Regions from separate parts of the Homo sapiens genome. Here region 2 is linked to region 1. A link is an interaction called in ENCODE POLR2A ChIA-PET data of the cell type or tissue named here. Cell type or tissue: Caco-2. All regions are shown on one strand. Links, peaks and the distances in the headings refer to the core of each region. The heading gives the core; the rest is flanking DNA.

What was found. ChIA-PET counts read pairs that join two places held together with the same protein. Peaks named below come from ENCODE experiments on the same cell type or tissue, not always from the same donor. Only the 100,000 strongest peaks of a DNase experiment are listed, where the experiment ranks them.
Region 2: POLR2A ChIA-PET joins it to region 1 with 14 read pairs; 5 of 35 experiments call an interaction of 5 or more read pairs at or near these places.

What each region holds. Positions count from the first base shown.
Region 1 is chr6:151,099,719-151,102,622 of GRCh38, forward strand. It overlaps MTHFD1L (methylenetetrahydrofolate dehydrogenase (NADP+ dependent) 1 like), which reads left to right. Exons shown (of 28, transcript NM_015440.5): 28 at 1,808-2,169. All of the region lies in intron 3 of LOC124901432 (a long non-coding RNA gene), which reads right to left. It also overlaps the pseudogene RPL32P16. Among named protein-coding and RNA genes, the nearest start is that of MIR12131, 1.5 kb to the right of the region's middle. In Caco-2, for the core only: no CTCF peak of the experiment used is centred there; no DNase peak of the experiment used is centred there.
Region 2 is chr6:151,238,913-151,241,816 of GRCh38, forward strand. AKAP12 (A-kinase anchoring protein 12) reads left to right here and starts at 1,055. Exons shown (of 5, transcript NM_005100.4): 1 at 1,055-1,147; 2 at 1,472-1,812. The coding sequence starts at 1,651. RefSeq lists enhancers at 858-1,367, 1,445-2,022. In Caco-2, for the core only: no CTCF peak of the experiment used is centred there; a DNase peak (open chromatin) is centred at 1,349.

The DNA.
Region 1 (2,904 bases), core at 160-2,659:
AAACAAAGCACATGCTGCCCAGTGGCTTCCGGAAGTTCCTGGTCCACAACGTCAAGGAGCTGGAAGTGCTGCTGATGTGCAACAATCGTACTTGTGCCGAGATCGCTCACAATGTTTCCTCCAAGAACCGCAAAGCCATCGTGGAAAGAGCTGCCCAACTGGCCATCACAGTCACCAACCCCAGTGCCAGGCTGTGCAGCGAAGAAAATGAGTAGACAGCTCGTGTGCACATTTTCTGTTTAAATAAATGTAAAAACAGCCATCTGGCATCTTCCTTTAAAAAAAAAGAAAAGAAAGAAATATTTTCTTTCTTTTCTTTTTTTTTTTTTTTTTGAGACGCAGTCTCGCTCTGTCACCCAGGCTGAAGTGCAGTGGCACGATCTCGGCTCACTGCAAGCTCCGCCTCCCGGGTTCACGCCATTCTCCTGCCTCAACCTCCAGAGTAGCTGGGACTACAGGCACCTGCCACCACGCCCAGCTAATTTTTTTGTATTTTTTTAATAGACACGGGGTTTCACCGTGTTAGACAGGATGGTCTTGATCTCCTGACCTCGTGATCCACCCGTGAGCCACCGCGCCTGGCCTGAAATATTTTATTTTTGTTCATCTTTGTTGTGCTTATAATACTCCTGTTTTCTGTTTATTCCCCTGACTTGAACCAGATGTTAGGGGAGTATTTGAAGCTCCTCGTTCCCTCTCTTCATCAATATCTTCTGTCTAGAAACTAACCAAGCACCTTATCTGGCTCCAGACCTCTCAGTGATCTGTGGGAGGCCAACTCGCAGGATTTCAGCAGAGTTTGCACTTTCTAGGCCTAAAAGATAAGTCCTTCCATGTGTAAGTTCAGATTAAAGGCAACATATTGCATTTACATTTTAGAGAGGTGAACACATTATTTTCTGGGACTTAAGTGTTGTTTTGTTTCTTTTTTTTTTTTTTAATGTAGTTTATTTCTCTTTCTAAGAGATTACAGGATTCAAGAATGGCAATGAATCTTAATAGCCTTTGGGAGAAAGCAGCAAAGCTTTAATACTAAGTTCCAGGACCATGAACTTCCATGTTGTCCTAAATGCATTTTTCAAACATTGCTTTCTGTGCCTACTCTATAAAACCTAAAAATCCAAGGTGACAGTATTCCTTATCTAAAATCCTAAACAAGGCTGGGCGTGGTGGTTCATACCTGTAATCCCAGCACTTTGGGAGGACAAGGCAGGCGGATCACTTGAGCCCAGGAGTTCAAGACCAGCCTGGCCAACGTGGTGAAACCTCGTCTTTACTAAAAATACAAAAATTAGCCGGGCATGGTGGTGCACACTTGTAATCCCAGCTACTCCGGAGGCTGTGGCGGGAGGATTGCTTGAACCCGGGAGACGGAGGTTGCAGTGAGCCGAGATCTCGCCACTACACTCCAGCCTGGGCGACAAAGTGAGACTCTGTCTCAAAAAATTAAAAAAAAATTTTTTTAAATCCTAAATATTCTCATTCCACAGGATCCTGCAAACTGTAGATCCCAAACTTGGAAGTTCTGGGAATTCTGCCAGTATCCCCAAGTAAATCTCTTGGGAAGTTTAGAATGCTGCATGGCGTAGCTGTGCCTGCTCTTATAGAGTGGTGCAGACTCTGCTTCTCCACGTCTGCTAAGTAAAATATTCCAAACACAGATCAGCCTTATCTAGCGAACCATCACTCTGCTCTTGAATTTTCTTTTGGCCTCAAACTCTAGAGCTATAACATGTTAACGGTTTAACACCAGAGGAGAAAGCTATTCTTAAACTACTCAAACATGGTTTTTTTTTCTATTTTTCAGACTCCTGAAACAGACTACTCTTTGCCTTTTTGCTGCAGTTGGAGAAGAAACTGAATTTGAAAAATGTCTGTTATGCAATGCTGGAGACATGGTGAAATAGGCCAAAGATTTCTTCTTCGTTCAAGATGAATTCTGTTCACAGTGGAGTATGGTGTTCGGCAAAAGGACCTCCACCAAGACTGAAAGAAACTAATTTATTTCTGTTTCTGTGGAGTTTCCATTATTTCTACTGCTTACACTTTAGAATGTTTATTTTATGGGGACTAAGGGATTAGGAGTGTGAACTAAAAGGTAACATTTTCCACTCTCAAGTTTTCTACTTTGTCTTTGAACTGAAAATAAACATGGATCTAGAAAACCAACCAGCAAGTTTTCAGTGCCAGATAAAACTCTGCGCTCTAGAGGTAACTCCTCATGGGAGGCAGCTAGGAGTGTTACCTGACACCAGTTTCCTAGAAAACTGTGACAAGCAAAGCAATAACACACGTCGAGAAATATCTGATCAAGCGGGAAATCTTCTGACTGTCGGGGATCTCTAGTAAGATCTCTTGGAATGAAGTGCACTGTGTATCCAAAACTATTTTCCAGCGCCAGTGAAGTTGCTCTTACCTAAAACAAATGGGTTTATGCTAGTTTCCACCAAGGAATGAGTCTCGATGGCCATTAAACTTTCTAAGGCCCACAGGGCTAGGAAAAGTCGCTCTTAAAGGTCAGGTGTTTGGAAAATGTTTTTCCTTTTGCCCAACCCTTAATTAGTAGTAGAGAATGTTCTGTGGCCTATTCCCCTCTCTGGGAGTTCCTGACCCTTCTTTGTTTTCCAGTTTTTCCTACAATAATATAAAATTACGTAAAAGTTAAAACAAAACCAAGGATTCAGGAAGAAACAAGCAGTGATTGTCCTCTAGGCAGCGTAAGGAAAATAGTCACCATAAATATCTTAGATGCCCCCCAGGCACATCCTGCAGGATCTTTTCTGCATCCTCTTGTCCTACACCCTCCAGTGACCCTGCTCAGCCATTGCTCAGCCCATAATGCACCTTTATGCACAATTTGTCCCAAAACACTGTTTAGTAACTCAAAAGCCTCCCACTCAAAAG
Region 2 (2,904 bases), core at 268-2,767, 140 kb after region 1:
TAATTCAGAAAACAAATTTGATGGTGAGTAACTAACCTATGGTTCCCAGGGTACCATTCGATTCATGCAATTCATTAGGCATGAAACATCCTAGTGCTGAACTACTGCTTACACCCTTTCTACAAAATTGTACTAAATCTGAGTATGAGATATTTATCTGGAATTTGGTGTGAATATTCCGAAAGTTTCTTCCTTCTTTCTTTCTTTTTTTTTTTTGACAGAATCTTGCTCTGTCGACTAGGATGGAGTGCAGAGGCACAGTCATAGCTCACTGCAGCCTCGAATTCCTGGGCTGAAGTCATCCTTCTACCCCAGCGTCCCCAGCCTCCTGAGTAGCTAGGACTACAGGTGCACCACTGCGCCTGGCTAATTTTTTTATTTTTTGTAGAGACAAGGTCTCGCTATGTTAACCAGGCTGGTTTCTTCATTCTTAATGGAGATTCAAAGTATTTGTGAAAACTGGGGCACTCGGTTGCTAGTTACAACTGGAATAAATTTTGTCTTTCAGCCCCAAAGCCTTAATGCTTTGCGCCAAGCAATCCAGCTACAAATTTAATTTAGTTCAAATACTTATTGATTGGCTGCCATGCTCATGTAATACATATTATATTCAAGGGTCGGAAATGAAAGGATGCAAGCCACTTGTGCTGGTATTATTTAAAGTCTTCATCTTTTGAGAAAGGCTGACGGCAAAGGAACAGATCTATGCTGTCATGTGTCGGCATCGCGCGGAGCAGAGGTGGCCTGGATGGGTAACTTCCAGCACAGGCCCTCAAAGAAGGACGGGCACATTTCCGGTAACAGCCTCATTTCCCCCCGTTCCCCGGGGGAAGGGGGGCGGCTAGCACTGCTGATGGCATCGCCTGACATCACTTGTTCCGGAGGATAGGAGAGCGTGGGCCTGCGTGGCCCACCTCATCCGTGGCCTGACTGCGTTAACCTCTCGGTTCCCTGCTCTTGCCACGTGAGGTGCCCAAATATGGTCGGACTCAGGAGGAGCCAGGGAGCGCTTGCCTTTCTCCTGCTAATGGGGAGGAGGCTGGAACAAATGTTTGGAGTTAAACACAATCTGCAGGAAAGCAAATGGGGACTCGGACTCGCTCCTGGGCGAGCTGAAAGTCGGCTGCAGCAGAAGCTCCTGCCTTGGGTGATCCATCATTTAATAAACCCCAGAGAATCCAGTGTCCCCGGCAGGCTTTTTGCTCCCCTGCTCTCTTGCCTTCTGAGGCCCTGGGTCGTCCCCGCAGCTCTAGTCGCCCTGTTAGAAACGGGAGGCGCCCGAGGGCCGGGTGGGCGGCTGCCTGGACCTGGGCTGGCGCGTCGCAGCGCCTCTGGTCCCGGCAGCCTGGGGGCAGATGCTGCTGCAGGGCGTGTCTGGGGCTGTGCTCATGTGATGAAGCGAGGGAAAAACCGGGGGGAGGGGGGCGGAGGCTAAGAGGTGGCCTTTTTTTTTTTTTCCTTTTCTTTTAAGGAGTTTGCCGCGAGCGCGTCTCCTTCATTCGCAGGCTGGGCGCGTTCGCAGTCGGCTGGCGGCGAAGGAAGGCGCTCTCGGGACCTCGCGGGCGCGCGTCTTTTGGCTCTTGCCCCTGTCCCTGCGGCTTGGGGAAGGCGTAACCCGGCGGCTAGGCGCGGGAGAAGTGCGGAGGAGCCATGGGCGCCGGGAGCTCCACCGAGCAGCGCAGCCCGGAGCAGCCGCCCGAGGGGAGCTCCACGCCGGCTGAGCCCGAGCCCAGCGGCGGCGGCCCCTCGGCCGAGGCGGCGCCAGACACCACCGCGGACCCCGCCATCGCTGCCTCGGACCCCGCCACCAAGGTACGGGCGTGCCGGGCCACCTGCGCCGGGAGGCGCGGGTCTTTGGGGGTGGGGGTGGGGGTGGGGGGGTCCCTCCGATTTCCGCCGAGAGAACTTCCCAGCCCATCCAGCCGCATCTGCAAACTCAGGAGTGCGAACCCCTCTTTGGAGGCTTTTCAGGGTCTTTCGCGCCGGGGCGGGGCCAGAGCAGCGGCGAGCGCGGCGGGGGGCTTGCATCTTTGTCGCGGGTCTCCAGGGGAGGCGACTGCGCCATGCGCAATAATAAAACCCGCGCCCTGCCCACGGCGGCTGAGCCTTTCTGCGCACTCTTCCGGTGGGAGCCATGCAGCCCGAGGCGGAGGAGCTGCGCGGAGGGGGATCCGTGGAGAATGGACCCCGGGCCGGGCCTCCGGAGCTCCGAGATGCGGAAAGTCAGCTGTGAGGCCAGGACTCGTGGTGGAGCCCGCCGGGGAGCCCAGCCACCCTCGGGTTCCCCGTCGCGTACCGCCCTGGATGCCAGCGGTGCCTGGAGCGAGCGGGTTTGGTACCCAGTCCTCCTGCGGCAGCGGCCCGAGCAGGCACCGCCTTCCCGAGGCAGAGAAAGCCTGGGGTGTAGCTCGCTCAGAGCCAGGAAAAACCTGGGCAGGCGCTGCGTTTCCAGAAGGAATGACAGGTTTCGCAAACCAGCCAGCGCCCTCGCGTTCGCTCAGCGCTTTGCCTGCAGACTCAGTTGGCCAAACACACGCTAGAGTGGCTAGAAGTTCTCAAAGGATGGGGTCAGTGTAACGAGCATTCCGGGTACTCTTCCCTGGACGCAGTGCTGAAACGACTGCATTTTATCGGCTTCAGTCTTCAAGGCTGGAATATTTCTTGTGGGCCAGGACAGCCGCCAAGACTGTGGCTTGTTCTGGTCGTGGTATTTTAGATCTATTTTCCAGCGCATGTGTTCATTAGCAAGGCTTCACTCTACTGATTTTGTGATACCCTTGTATCACAAAGGTACCCTTGTGATACCTTGTAGAAAGATGTGGATAACCATGTTTAATAGTTAAATTTGCGGTATGTCAAATTTGAGGATAGAGTACGTGAGTTATCGCAGGAGGTGTAGATGTT